Linked DNA regions of Homo sapiens: region 2 is linked to region 1. A link is a contact called in ENCODE Hi-C or POLR2A ChIA-PET data. All regions are on one chromosome and are shown on one strand. The core of a region is the stretch at or near the end of the contact, and the rest is flanking DNA. Distances in the headings are between cores, read along the strand shown.

Region 1 (2,790 bases), core at 122-2,621:
AAACCCTGGCCCACTGAGGTGGAAGTGACCGGGAGATAATCTCCTGCTGTTCATTAACCATGCCGCTGCCTCTACCTCAGGCAGGGCAGGGCAGGCAGGCAGGCCACTGGAAGGCTGACTCAAGTGTTTCCTTCCTTAACTTAGAAGCTCCTCCTATCCTCAGACCAGGGACACAGGACACAGAGGGACAGGATGGGGGTGGGGGGGTGACATCTCTAGATAGTGGAGGGCATCTTGAGAGCAAGAGGCAGATGCCCCCTGCAGCCAGCTTCTACGTTTAGCGGGGTAATCAACATTCAACCTCGCCCTGGAGGAAGACACCTGGCTTTCCTTCCCCCGTAGGGCAAGGCTGCGCCTCTCCACTCCCCTGCCGGACAGGCGCCCGCAGTTCCCCTCCCCTTTGAGGAAAGGGAGGCAGGCCCGGAGGTTCTAAGAACGGCCCCAAGATTTCCCTTCTTGAGGTTTCCATAGCCCCAAAGCCTCTGAATCTCATTCCTAACTTTACTTGACAATCTACTCCTAACGTTCGCCACCACTTAAACCTCCCCCAGGCCTCCCAGGGACCACCAGTGGCTGAGCCCCACACAGCGCACGTTTGGGAAGCTTGAAGACGACCCCGAAATGCGAAGAACCAACGTTTCTGTCGGTTTACGCCCTTAAGCACGAGGCAAGGGCTCACTGGCCCGGCTGAAGTTCGGGGTCCTGATCCCCCACCAGCCCCGCCCTGTTAGGCCTTTAGCCGTTTCTGTGCCCCCGCGCCCCCTACTCACTGCGTGTGCTGGGCGCGGCCTGCGCCGAAGACCTCGTCCAGCGCCACCGTGGCCTGGCCCAGGAACTTGTCGACGCCGATGAGCGAGCGGTGCATGGTGGTGAGCACCAGCTCGCAGGCGGCGGCGGAGCTCGCGGCCCAGGGCGCCGGGCCCGCGTCGGCCTCCTGCGCCCGCAGCAGGCCATCCAGGGCCCCCGGCGGCAGCTCGAAGGAGCACTCCTCACGCCACTCGGGGCAGCCGTGCGTCTTCTCCACCACCGACGTACTGTACTTCTCGCGGCCCACCTGGATCACCGTGTACGCGTCGCTGGTGCTGCCCGCTCCCGAGCTCTTGCCCCGCAGCCCGCGGGCCCGCAGCACCGTCACCTGGACGTGCGTGGGCAGCCAGCGGGAAGGCCCCGCCGCCGGCTCCGCGCCCCGCACCAGGGCCATGGCGGAGAAGCGGGGGGCGAGGTCTGGCCGAGCCGGTGCAGACCCCAGGACCTGGTGACAAACCCGGCCGCGGCAGAAGGCGGTCAGGAACCAACTCTGAGCGCCGCCGCAGCTGCGGGCTGGGCTGGGCCGGGCCGACCGGCCGCCGCCTCCCCGCCTCACCGGGCCGCTGGCCGCGGGCCGCGCCGCGACGTCAGCGCCCCGCCCCCTGCCCCGCCCCGCGCCCGCCGCCCCAACCGGCGAGGCGGTGCGACAGGGATGCGGGCACGCAGCTCGCGCCCCGGCAGCCGCAGACCAGCCCGGAGCGGGAAGGGGCGGTGCGCGGCCTCTGCAGAGGGTGGGCGGAGTTCCCGCGGTGGCCCCGCCCCTGGCTGGGGGCGCCCGAAGCAACCCGGCCTCGCTTGTGGGGAGCCCTACACCCGCGGCCAGGTACGAAAAACCCGCTCTGCGCCTCCAGGCCAATCCCACGTCTTCCTTCTAAAAGTCCCTGCTCCGGAAAGCCCTCTCCGTAAAAGGGTCCCGGCCCGCAGTTCCTGGGATGGCCAGCCTCTTGGCGCGGACTTGGGGTGATGGGGACCCCCGCCGCTCCCCTGACCCCGGGCCGCGCTCTCCCCTCCTCCAGTCCGCCCCTGCGGGGGAAAATGCCGGAGTGAAACTGGAGCGATTGCCGCCCCGCCACGTGACGGTCCCGCATCGGCGACCTGGAAGCGGGTGAGCTGCCGCCGCCTCCAATCTCTCCCGGCGCAGGGGGCCGGGATGCGGCCATGCGGCGGCGCGGGAGGCCCGAGAGCGGGGCTCACCCTCCTCAGACTCTGCGGCGGAGAGCCGAGTGATGAATAAATGAGTAACCACATCAATATTTAAGTGTTCACTCGGAGCCTTGGGGCCAGTGTGTCACGGGTTGGGGGAAATTACAGGCCCTGGTGGGGGGTTAAATAACTACTTCCACCCATTATTAAGTGCCTACTGTGTGCCAGGGCCTAAGTATTAACGTATACTTGGTTTATTATTGATAATAACGATGTTTAGTAATTATAGATGCTGAATTTCAGCCAACTCTGGTCAGTGCGCTTTTATATGCATTACCTCATTTTATCCTCAGAGCAACTCTGTGGGGTGAGTATGGCTTTTATCCCTATTTTCCAGAAGATAAAATGTCAGCTCAGATGGGGGAGGGTTGTGAATCCACTAGATGCCCCCAGAGCGTTTTTTTTTTTTTTAACTTTCAGAGCCTGTACTTTTAAAATAATAATTTAAAAATAATACACACAGCTTTTTTAAAAAAATCAAATAGGACAGAATGGCTTGCAATGAAAAGCAAGAACTCCCTCTCCATCCTTCAATCCAGGGATGCTGCTTAAAGCCACTGGTGTTTTCAGGTCTGATGGTTACCTCCACATCACTACATTAAGATGCTCACATAGCTACATCTGCATTTATCAGGACTGGCCACTGTCTGTTGCCTTCCTCCTATGATAGATAATGATTTAGCTGGCTCACACCCACTTCCATCCCTCAATCTTGTGTAGTTATGCTATTATTTTTAGTTCCTCTATAGCAGGGGTCCCCAACCCTTGGGCCACAGACTG
Region 2 (2,790 bases), core at 114-2,613, 100 kb after region 1:
GGCAGGGTCAGTTTCAAGAACCTTTCTCTGTCCCTGCCAACTATCTATCTATCTATAATTATTTGATAGATAATTGTGGCTTGATCACGGCTCATTGCAGTCTAGACCTCCCCAGGTTCAGGTGATCCTCCCACGCATCACCACGCCCGGCAAATTTTTCTATTTTTTGGAGAGACAAGGTCTCACTACGTTGCCCAGTCTGTTCTTGAGCCCGGGAGCTGGAGGCTGCCGTGAGCCGAGATCGCCCCATGCCAGTATGGGCGACAAAGCGAGACCCTGTCTCAAACAAAACTCACAAAATCAGGGGACAAGGAAACAAAACAAGGCTTGATAGTCAGGCCTAGCTGTGGGGACAAATGCCATAGGTCTGTGGTTTGCAGCTTCTTGGGGTCCTGAGAGAACAGGCCCCTCCCCCTTTTCACGACAGTGTGTGCATATGCACACTCACTTCTGTATCCAGTTTCAGAGGTTCTCAGATCTGAGGTCCCCTATGGACTCCTCCGCTACCCCCGGTTGCAAGGTCCCTAAGCCATTGAAGAATCTGACAGAGGCACAAGTCCACCCTGACCTTTGGCAGGACTGTTCTGCTGCCAGAGGGATTACCGAGAAAGGAAATCTTGTCCTGGACTCTTCAAGTGGGGTGAGTGAGCTCCGGGGTATAAGCTAGTCCTTCCCTTCAGGCTGAGAGCTAGACAGGATAGGAGTAAGTTGGCCTTCTGCTGTCCCACTCTAGGGCTGGGTCCAAAGAGCGCTTTACTCAGTGAAGACAGGCCACTGTGTGGACAGAGACAACATACATAGAAACATGCATCGGAGGCCGGGCGAGGTGGCTCACGCCTGTAATCCCAACACTTTAGGAGGTCGAGGCGGGCGGATCACTTGAGGTCAGGAGTTCGAGACCAGCCTGGCCAACATGGTGAAACCCCTAAAAATACAAAAATTAGCTGGGCTTAGTGGCGCACGCCTGTACGCCCAGCTACTCGGGAGGCTGAGGCAGGAGAATGAATCACTTGAACCTGGGAGGCAGAGGTTGCACTGAGCCGAGATCGCGCCACTGCACACCAGCCTGGGCGACAGAGTGAGACTATCTCAAAAAAAAAAAACCACAACAAAACATGCAACGGACTCAAAGATACACACATCAAAACTGTACGCGCACACAGACTCTGATACAGAGGTACAGACACAAAAAGGCACCGATGTAAAAGCACAAAGGCAGGCCCAGTTACACTCCCGTCAACAAACCACGGAACCTAAATTCAGACTTGGTGGAGCCCAAAACCTCGCAGCCTCAGGGGCACTCTCGCCGGGGGCGGGACCAGAAGGGGGTGTGGCCTCTCAGGTCGAGGCGGGGTTAAGGGTCATAAGGCGGAGGCGCGCCCAAGATGGCGGCCTCCATGTGCGACGTGTTCTCCTTCTGCGTGGGCGTGGCGGGCCGCGCGCGGGTCTCCGTGGAAGTCCGTTTCGTGAGCAGCGCCAAGGTGAGGTCGGGGCGGGTCCTGCCGGGAGCCTCTCCCCAGTCCGGCCATGGAGACAGCCCGGCCGGACTCCATGCCCGGAGCCCAGAGGCTTCTGTGCCGCTCGGACGCTACGGCCCTGCCCCTGCTCGCGGCCCGGGGGCTCCCAGTCTGTCCCTGCGCGCAGGCTCGTGGCGCGGTCACGCGATAGACCCGGGCCTCCGGAGTCTCCGTGCGCATTTCCTCCCAGCGGAATTCGGCCAGCCCGCGGGAGGCCCTTCTGTGGCTGCTCGGGGCGGGGCTAGGGGGCTTTGCTGCTGTATCCCTGGAACGGTGGGCGGGGATGTGCCGGGCAGAGAGAACTGAGGTGTAAAAGAGGGAGTCCTCACGAACTTCATGTGTGAGATTTGGGTGAGGGGATGAGGAGAGAGGCCAAGATCCTTCACGAGGGTCCTTGGAGTGCTGAGGAATTTGGACCAGAGTCCAAAGGCCGTGGGGGCATTGGGAGAGTTTTTAGCAGGAAGGTGACGTGATTTTGTCGTTTTTATTGTGTTCCAAAAGTTCATTGTAGAAAAAAATACAAAATGCATGTAAGGAAAGAAAATACAAAAATCACCCATACTTCTATACTTGTGCAAAGATGAGTACGTTAAAATTACATTTTTAGAAACTGCTTTTTGATGCAGCAGTGAATCTTTCAATATCAAGCCTATTTCTACATATTAAGTTTTAAGAGCTGAGTAGTAGCTTCTTCCGTGAGAGGGTCACAGTTCACTCAACCAACCCCTTATTAATGGACCCTTTATTGTTGTATGGTATTTTTCATCCCCAGAGTCAAAAGTCTTAGAGCTCATTTTCTGTGCAAACATCCTCTTGTTTTGTCCAGCAGTATTTTTTTCCTAGTTATCTTTGCCTATTGATATGTGTAAAATTATATTTGTTCTCATTTACGTTTCTTTGGTTACTAGTGAGGTTGAATAATTTATCCTGTGTAGTGGCTGTGTGTATGGTTGGTTCTTGCCCAAGACGTAAGACCTCTAGTTGTCTGTTGTCTGCTCTCAGCGTCATCATATTGATCTAGTTTTCCAGCTCAACCTTCCGTGCCCCCTTTCTGCTCTAGAGGTATCTGGAGCAGTTTGCTCCTTCCCTGGTAAATCAGCTTCCCTACATCCCTGGTCTCCTTACCTGTTCCTATCTCCATCTCCATAGTCTCTAGTGCTCCTGGGTGGCCACAGTTTGAAGGCCTCTCAGTTCCATCATTCTTGGTTTGCAGTGATATTCTTCACCTTTTTCTTCATTAGCCCCCAGTCTCTCAGCCCCTTCCTTTCTTCAT

Evidence for each region. Hi-C counts contacts between places; a loop is a spot of excess contacts on that map. ChIA-PET counts read pairs that join two places held with the same protein, here RNA polymerase II (POLR2A). Pooled maps may share reads with other maps.
Region 2: a map of B cell shows a loop between it and region 1 (21-fold over the local background). The contact joins the promoter of SMYD5 here to the promoter of RAB11FIP5 in region 1. A Hi-C loop is called at or near these places in 7 of 168 maps with a recorded cell type or tissue (B cell, CD4-positive, alpha-beta T cell, CD8-positive, alpha-beta T cell and 3 more), 1 of 37 single-sample maps with no recorded cell type and 17 of 50 pooled maps. POLR2A ChIA-PET finds 5 or more read pairs at or near these places in 8 of 52 experiments (CD4-positive, alpha-beta T cell, HepG2, PC-9 and 5 more).

The regions. Positions count from the first base shown.
Region 1 is chr2:73,111,577-73,114,366 of GRCh38, forward strand. RAB11FIP5 (RAB11 family interacting protein 5) reads right to left here and starts at 1,372. Exons shown (of 6, transcript NM_001371272.1): 1 at 771-1,372. The coding sequence starts at 1,201. RefSeq lists silencers at 1-223, 1,381-1,470, 1,541-1,700.
Region 2 is chr2:73,212,882-73,215,671 of GRCh38, forward strand. SMYD5 (SMYD family member 5) reads left to right here and starts at 1,364. Exons shown (of 13, transcript NM_006062.3): 1 at 1,364-1,481. The coding sequence starts at 1,386. RefSeq lists enhancers at 1,220-1,514, 1,302-1,541.